2 separate regions of the Homo sapiens genome follow, and region 2 is linked to region 1. A link is a contact called in ENCODE Hi-C or POLR2A ChIA-PET data. All regions are on one chromosome and are shown on one strand. The core of a region is the stretch at or near the end of the contact, and the rest is flanking DNA. Distances in the headings are between cores, read along the strand shown.

Region 1 (4,318 bases), core at 718-3,217:
GAGCAGCCTGACCAATATGGTGAAACTCCATCTCTACTAAAAATATAAAAATTTAGCTGGGCGTGGTGGCATGCACCTGTGATCCCAGCTACTCAGGAAGCTGAGGCAGGAGAATCCCTTGAACCCGAGAGGCGGAGGTTGCAGTGGGCTGAGGTCGCGCCACTGCACTCCAGCCTATGTGACAGAGCGAGACTGTCTCAAAAAAAGAAATATAAAAAATATCAAGCTGGGGCTTTGGAACGTCATAAATTTTACAGATTGTATCCAGTAATATTTAAGTAATCTCTGAGTGTGGGAGACCACCACCAGTTGTTTCGTGCGTGTTTTGGGGACCCTGGCTCCCAGTGCCTTACCCAGTTCAGAACCCATAGTGGAGCCATCCACAGCTCCCAGCATACCTCTGCAACTTCATCTCCAGCCACTCATTTGTACCTTAAGCTCCTCACAATTCCTGGTCCTCTTGATTAGGATGTATACCTGTTTCTCTCTCTTTCTGTCATGCTCAGCAAACTTCTACTTTGGCTTCAAAACCTAGCTGGAATACTCTCTCTGAGACTTCTTCCCCATTTTCATATTGGCATAGCCTTATGCTGGTACCTCTGCTTGAACTGTATCTGACATCTGTCATGTTGTGCCCAGAACAGGCAGATATTTGTAAACCTTTGTTGAATACCTCCTAGATTCTTGCTACCTAGTTGAGCTTTGGGAGCTGACGTTTTGTTGTTTAGGTTTATTGAGAGGAGTGACAAATCCTCTCAATAAATGCTTTAAAAATTAGAACATTTGGCTGGGCACGGTGGCTCACACCTATAGTCCCAGCACTTTGGGAGGCTGAGGCGGGTCATCATGAGGTCAAGAGTTCAAGACCAGCCTGGACAACATGGCGAAACCCTGTCTCTACTAAAAATACAAAAATAGGCAGGTGTGGTGGCAGGGGCCTGTAGTCCCAGCTACTCGGGAGGCTGAGGCAAGAGAATCGCTTGAACCCGGGAGGCAGAGGATGCAGTACTCCATCTCAAAAAAAAAAAAAAAAAATTAAAACATTTGAAGGATTTTAATTTTACACAGTTTCTGTTCCCTTTTGTTCATTTCATGATAGAAGGAGAGAGGGCCCACAGTCCTTATCTAGGTTTTTGATGGTTGATTTTCAAAAAGATAACAGAAATGTCACTAGCGATTTTGGTAACCAGAGAAGCAGGGTCTTTCTGAGGTTGGTGACCTGTTTTCTTTATAGCTGACCATGTATCTGTGCCTGCTCCCCTTGAATTATAGCCCAGGTGCTCTCTCAGAGTCTCGAAAAGGAAATCCCCACCCCCTCTGTCATATCTGCCCAGACTGCTAAGAGCAGCATGTACCCTGTGCATGTAGCCATCCCTTCTCTAGAACGCTGGTTCTCTGGGCTGGACTGGCCAATCCGCTTCTCCATCTTAGTCACACTGTTCCAACCCTGATACTGCCTGCTGACTGCCTGAGCCTGTGCTGCTTGCAGCAGATTACTGTATGCTTGTTCCTGGGCCCATTTCCTGTTTCTATTCTAGTCGCTGGTGGCTCAGCTCTGCTTCCTGCCTGTGTGTCTCACACAGATTCCTCTTGCTGGAACCTTTTGTTTCCTTCGGAACAGCCTCAATCTTTGAAAAGCAACTGAGCCTTAACTCTAGTATGATGGCTCTTGAGTCACTTAGTCCTACAGAGGTCTGGCTGGAAGTACCTCTTCCCCATTAAGCACACCGTTTGAATTTTACCTTGTTTTTCAGTTTGTCGTCAGCCCTGCTGTAGGAAGTTAAGTTGGGCCAAACTTGTCCTCACTTATTAGTACACAGAGCTATCGGGACTGGTATGTCCTGATTCTTTTGTACCTGGAGCTTTTAAATGTATTTCCTACTACTCAAGAAGACACTTGGTATCCTCTCTGGCCCAAGCTTCCCTGAAGCCCAGGTGATACTTATTTTGAGTTGGGCAGGTTATGCCATCCTCAGCAGAATAACAGGCTGCAGAAAACATAGGGATGGAAAAGAAAGCGTGTGCTGACTCAACCCTCCATCCTGTGTGAGCAATTCAAACCCCCCACCCACCCCCTCAGAGCTTAGGGTGAGAGAGAGAAAGTACAGTGAGGTTGTAAAAAGGGAAGAAGTGAAGGAGGTTGTCCTGGACAAATGTATTTAAAGGCCTAAGGCTCCCCCCTCTTGCCCATTTCCTACAAAAAATATGCTTCGTGAATAAATCTTTTTTCTCTTCCTTTACAGCCACTCTTTTGGGATCATTTGATAATACTGAGTCAGAGGATTTCTGTACTGGACCCTAGGTCTAGCTATGTTTAAAAGAGAGAGATTTAATATAGGGAATTTGGGCTTACAACTGGAAGGAGTGAGGGAGCTTGCTCTAGGCTTGGCCTCCAAGAAACCAGACCCAGATTTAACCTAGATTTGACCTACCAGGGGAACGTCTATCTCGGAGCTACTATTAGATTGATTGCTCTTGAATCATACCCCTAAACCTGTGGTCCAGAATCAGTAAACTGGAATCAAGAAGCAGTAGCTGCTGCCGCCAGAACCAGCACCCAGTTAAGTGGAGGATGGAACCAAAATGCTCCTGCAGAAACAAGTAAAGGAGACAGAAATATGGTCTCTGCTTACTTTGATCTAATCTCATGAGTCAGCTTCTCATTAGCAGAAGCTGAATTGTATCCAAAACCAAGGGATTCTTGGAAATTTCGTTTTTAAGCTTTTTAACCTCTACAATTAGAGAAAGAATAGAATGGAGGCTGCATGAACTAGCCCAACAGAATATTTACAATACTGACACCCCATTCCCGTCTCCCCTCCCACCCCCAACTTTACATATGACGAACCTAAGGCCCAGAAAGGGCAAGAGACTTGTCCAGGGTCATTCAGTAAATGAGAACATTGGATTCTCTGACTGCTAGTCCAGTGGTTCTACTGTTGCTTTTACTGTTAGGACCAACTCCTGTACAAGACCAGCAAAAAGATCCTTTAAGAAAAGGCCGCAGGCACGGTAGCTCACACCTGTAATCCCAGCACTTTGGGAGGTTGAGGCGGTGAGATCACCTGAGGTTGGGAGTTCAAGACCAGCCTGACCAACATTAAGAAACTCCGTCTCTACTAAAAATACAAAATTAGCCGGGCGTGGTGGCATGTGCTTGTAATCCCAGCTACTTGGGAGGCTGAGGCAGGAGAATCGCTTGAACCTGGGAGGCGGAGGTTGCGGTGAGTCAAGATTGTGCCACTGCACTCCAGTCTGGGCAACAAGAGCAAAACTCTGTCTCAAAAAAATAGAAAAGGAAAAATGCCATATTCAGAAAATGGACTTTGCCTTCCGTATTCTCTTTGGAGAAAGGGAAGGAGTTATGAACAGATATGAGGTTGAGATTTCTAGATTTCTAGGCAAAGTTAATGATACTACAGCTTCTGGATTTAGTTCTGTTCTCCAGAAGGATATAAGAAGCATTTACTCTGAAAGGAAGAATTCTCAAAAACTAGAATGTCCTGATATTCCTTAGTCATCATGGATGAACTCAGTTGTTGTAGTGACAGTGGCTCACCTTCACCTATTCCCCCTTGCCTTTTCTTTTGCTGTTGGTGCTTTTCTGTCCAAAAAGATCAACCAAAATCCAGAAAACCAGCCCCCAGATGTTTGGTTGCTTAGCTGTTTCATGTCTGCCCTTGGGGAGACTTGGGTCTTTTGAACAGAAAATGAGCCAAGTCCACCCAGAAATACTATCTTTGTAGAAACCACTAGGGTCCTTTAAGCCAAGGTGAGAATCTGTTTCTTCAAACTTGGCCCAGAGGGGAGGACCTGTAGGTGTGGAGCTATGTTAACATATCTGGCCAGGCGCAGTGGCTCACGCCTGTAATCCCAGCACTTTGGGAGGCCGAGGTAGGTGGATCACAAGGTGAGGAGATTAAGACCATCCTGGACAACATGGTGAAACCCTGTTTTAGTAAAATACAAAAAATTAGCTGGGTGTGGGCTGGGTGCGGTGGCTCACGCCTGTAATCCCAGCAGTTTGGGAGGCCAAGGCGGGCAAATCACCTGAGGTCAGGAGTTCAAGGCTGGCCAATATGGTAAAACCCTATCTCTACTAAATAATATAAAAATAAGCTGGGTGTGGTGGCAGGCACCTGTAATACCAGCTACTTGGGAGGCTGAGGCTGAGGCAGGGAGAGAATTGCTTGAACCCGGGAGGCAGAGGTTGCAGTAAGCCAAGATCGCGCCACTGCACTCCAGCCTGGTGACAGAGTAAGACTCCGTGTCAAAAAAACAAAACAAACAAACAAAAAAAACAACACCATACCTGATA
Region 2 (3,980 bases), core at 720-3,219, 55 kb after region 1:
CCTGGCTAGGGCAAATTTTAGACAACTATTTTCTCTGTAAGTGAAGATTGTCGTATTCCAAGTCTAAAATACACCTGGATCTGTCTAGTCAATCAACATAGCAGAGACAGTCTTAAACCTACCATTGACCTGTGTGTAAATTTAAATGTCAATTTATTGAAGTGTAAATTTCATCAAAGGCATTAGCTGACAGGCTGGTAACAGTCCACACAAGATGGTATAGGCCTGAACAGTGTAGTGGCAGTAATAAAGTGGGACCATTTTTTCCAAATGCGACATTGTTTCTGATGTTTTTTTTTATGATTTGTGCATGTATTTTTATATGAAAAAAACTTACAAAGATATGCAAATTAAACTTCTTTCAGTTATACATGCAATGAATTGCCTTTTTAAAAATAATACAGGCCAGGCACGACGTTTCACACTGTAATCCCAGCACTTTGTGATGCCGAGGTGGGCAGATCACTTGAGGCCAGGAGTTTGAGACCGGCCTGGCCAACATGGCAAAACCCCGTCTCTACTAAAAATACAAAAATTAGCCGTGCATGATGGTACACACCTGTAATCCTACTCGGGAGGCTGAGGCATGAGAATTGCTTGAACTTGGAAGGCGGAGGTTTCAGTGAGCTGAGTTTGCGCCACTGCGCTCCAGCCTGGGCAACAGAGTGAGGCTCTGTCTCAAAAAAAGTAAAAAATAAAAATAATACAAATCTTTCCATGTGGCAAAAAGTAAAATAATTTTAAAAAGTTAAAATAATATAAATCAGCTGGGGGAAAAAAGGGTAAGAAGAAGGCATCAGGAACCCTGGATTCTAGTCCTCTCAGTAAAACCCCATTTACCAGCCATGTGACTTGGGAGAGTTTTCAGAACCTTAGTTACCACCTCTGAAACCATGGGAAATGATGATATTCTTCAGGGGGTGGTGGTGAATGATGCAGTCTCTTGTAGGTCCCTTTCTGCTCTAACATCTTAAGAACTGCCTTAAACAACAGAATCACCCCAGTCTAAATGCTAATGTAGAGGCTTAAATGTGTGATTTTAGGAGAAAATATCCAGTTCTCCTGTTTTCAGCAATTAGAAGAAACTCCTCCTCCACCGAGTGCAACTCTTGGGAGTAATTTAGGTGGTCTTTCCTTTCAATGAGGGAAAGCAGTAACATCTGGCAGATAAGGTGCCTGTTGTGCCGTTCTCAGATGCCTGCTTACTTGATCAGTAGACATGGGTCAGAGGCGCCAACACGGCGGCAGGAATTGGTAAATTGTACGTAAGTCCAAGGTGGAATGAAATGGTATCTGCCCTGCTTCCTGGCCCCCGTTTGGTCATGAGCCTATCACTATAATGGTAGTAAGATCACTGGCCCCTGCTGAGCTACTTTTGCCCATTCCTTGAGCCAGACGAGAGTTTGGCTCTGTATCATCCATCACCTCTTTTATTTCCCATTTAAGCCAAAACATCCAGTAAGCAGAAACTCTTCAAAACAGATGGGTAATCATAAGCAGCTTCTGGAAAGCCTCAAGAATTGGAATTTTGACACACTCCCTCTGACCATGACAGAAAGCTCAACTTGCCAGCTGAAGGGAAGCTCCTGGCTGAGCCCCAGCACCCTCTGTTGGAGCTTCTGGTCAGCCTGGCCAATAAGCATTTCCCATCCATCGCCCCAGCACTAGGACAGCTGAGAGAATTTGGTTCAGAGTCAAATGCTTCTGAAAATGTACACACAGATCAGGGCAGCCCTCTGCCTTCTGCCAAGACACCAAGTGCCCTTCTTGGCAAACGATGATCACCCCTGCCCTAGTGTCCCTCCAGTTAGTTGGCAGAAACTGTTCCCTTTCTCCTTGCCAACAGCTGCAAATCCAGAGACTTCCACCTTGCGTGCAGGAAGTGTTGGGGTCCTGTTTCAGCTCTTTATTGCCGAGGTAGGAGCACTGGGTTCTTCGCTCTCCTCTTTGCCTCCTTTTGGGGGATAATCAGGACTGATTATTCCTCTACTGGAAGAGGTGACTCAGACCCCACAGAGTAGGTGTGATGTCACTGCTCTGGCAGTCTCAGTTTAACCTTCACACTAGATCTCATCATGCCCAGAAACCTTGTAACAGGAGCCCAGCTAGGTGGGTGCACCTGGCATGAGCTGGACAAGGTTTTCTCTCTGACCTTGCAGGGATTTAGTTGTTCTCTAAGGAGCTAAGGAATGGGCTGATTTTATGACCAGCAGCTGTCCTTTTACCATCCTATTAACAGTCTCTTTAATAGTCTGGGAGAGGGACATGAAGGACCCAAGGCAGGAAGTTTCCTGTTTACCCTGAGGCCTAACAATGCCACAGCTAGGTGGGGTGTCTACAGTTTCAGAGAAAAGTCATTTCCTTCTGAGACCCTGCTAAAACAGAAACCAGACGCCTCAGCCTCACGTACCTAGAAGTAGATGCTTTTTTTTGTTCTTTAATGAAGGTGGGAGGAGAGTGTTTGACATACCTTTACCAGTCCTCCTGGAAAAATGTTACTTTTATTGAATAGACCCTCTCACTGTCATCTGAAAATGTAATATGTGCAGGCTCAAGGGATTTGAAACTGATTGATTCTTTCAGTAATTGTTTATTAATGCCTATTTTAGGGGAATAAAGATGACTCAGCTATGCCTCCTGTCCTCAAATAACTGTCTAATAAGAGTTGCTAGCAGACACAGAAACATTAAGGCAGAAAGCAATAAATTCTGGGGAGTGAAAGGACACTGAAGCTTCTTGCTCTGTATCTCACTACTTGAACTTTTTTTTTTTTTTTTTTTTTTTTGAGACGGAGTCTTGCTCTGTCACCCAGGCTGGAGTGCAGTGGCGCGATCTCGGCTCACTGCAACCTCCGCCTCCCAGGTTCAAGCAATTATCCTGCCTCAGCCTCCCTAGTAGCTGGGATTACAGGTGCCCGCCACCACGCCCAGCTAATTTTTGTATTTTTTAGTAGAGACGGGGTTTCACCATGTTGGCCAGGCTGGTCTCGAACTCCTGACCTCGTGATCCACCCTCCTTGGGCTCCCAAAGTGCTGGGATTACAGGCATGAGCCACCGTGCCCAGCCCTACTTGAACTTTTTATGATTAGAATGAATTCAAGTTTTATTTGTGTGCTTAGAAAAAGGTAAGTGAGGCAGAGAGCATGTACTCTGTAAGTTTACACGAGATGGAGATCCCTTCCAGCTTGGGATACCTGAAAAGACTTCATGGACCAATGATAGTTGAGCTAGACTTTGAATGATAGGGAGGATTTGAAAGTTCAGGGTACAGAATGAATATAGAAGGCAGGAAATGGAACAGGATAGGACAGGGAGAAACCAGTGTGAATGGAGCTGAGGTCTTAATCTAGGCCTTGAAATCAGCCCCAAGCCCAGCTCTACTGTGTACTAACTGTGTAAACTTGAGCCAGATACTGACTCTCTAAGCCTCAGTTTACTCATCTGTAAAATGTAGATAATAATATCTAGCTCATAGATAAAAGAATAATAACATCTCATAGGGTGGTGGTGGGAATTAAATGTTACCATATGAAAAGTGTTGAGAACAGTGCTAACAAAGCAATAGCTGCATTTTGGACATGTTGGGTTTACGATACCAAGCAGCACATTTATGTGCCAGGAAATGTGGAACTGGAGACCAAGAGAGTGGTCAGGGAACCATGCACACAGACACGGTAATTACAGCAGCCATGCTGTTGGATGGGATTGTCAAAAAAAGAGTGTGGAGAGAGAAGAGAGAGGGGCTGTAAGAGTTTGGGTAGGTTGGCTGGGCGCGGTGGCTCACGCCTGTAATCCCAGCACTTTGAGAGGCAGAGGCAGGCGGATCACGAGGTCAGGAGATCGAGACCATCCTGGCTAACACAGTGAAACCCAGTCTCTACTAAAAATACAAAAAATTAGCCAGGTGTGGTGGCGGGCACCTGTAGTCCCAGCTACTCGGGAGGCTGAGGCAGGAGAATGACGTGAACCCAGGAGGCGGA

Evidence for each region. Hi-C counts contacts between places; a loop is a spot of excess contacts on that map. ChIA-PET counts read pairs that join two places held with the same protein, here RNA polymerase II (POLR2A). Pooled maps may share reads with other maps.
Region 2: a pooled map shows a loop between it and region 1 (2.3-fold over the local background). The contact joins two enhancer-like sites. A Hi-C loop is called at or near these places in 5 of 50 pooled maps. POLR2A ChIA-PET finds 5 or more read pairs at or near these places in 11 of 52 experiments (AG04450, CD8-positive, alpha-beta memory T cell, GM10248 and 7 more).

What each region holds. Positions count from the first base shown.
Region 1 is chr1:26,742,769-26,747,086 of GRCh38, forward strand. The region is part of intron 4 of ARID1A (AT-rich interaction domain 1A); the gene reads left to right. Among named protein-coding and RNA genes, the nearest start is that of PIGV, 43 kb to the right of the region's middle. RefSeq lists an enhancer at 1,563-1,632. Within about 2 kb of position 1,968, at least 31 of the 41 ENCODE cell types and tissues checked have a DNase peak (open chromatin) inside an H3K27ac peak, as active enhancers do.
Region 2 is chr1:26,798,027-26,802,006 of GRCh38, forward strand. PIGV (phosphatidylinositol glycan anchor biosynthesis class V) reads left to right here. Exons shown (of 4, transcript NM_017837.4): 4 at 1-2,633. Among named protein-coding and RNA genes, the nearest start is that of PIGV, 12 kb to the left of the region's middle. RefSeq lists an enhancer at 2,058-2,307. Within about 2 kb of position 1,970, at least 28 of the 41 ENCODE cell types and tissues checked have a DNase peak (open chromatin) inside an H3K27ac peak, as active enhancers do.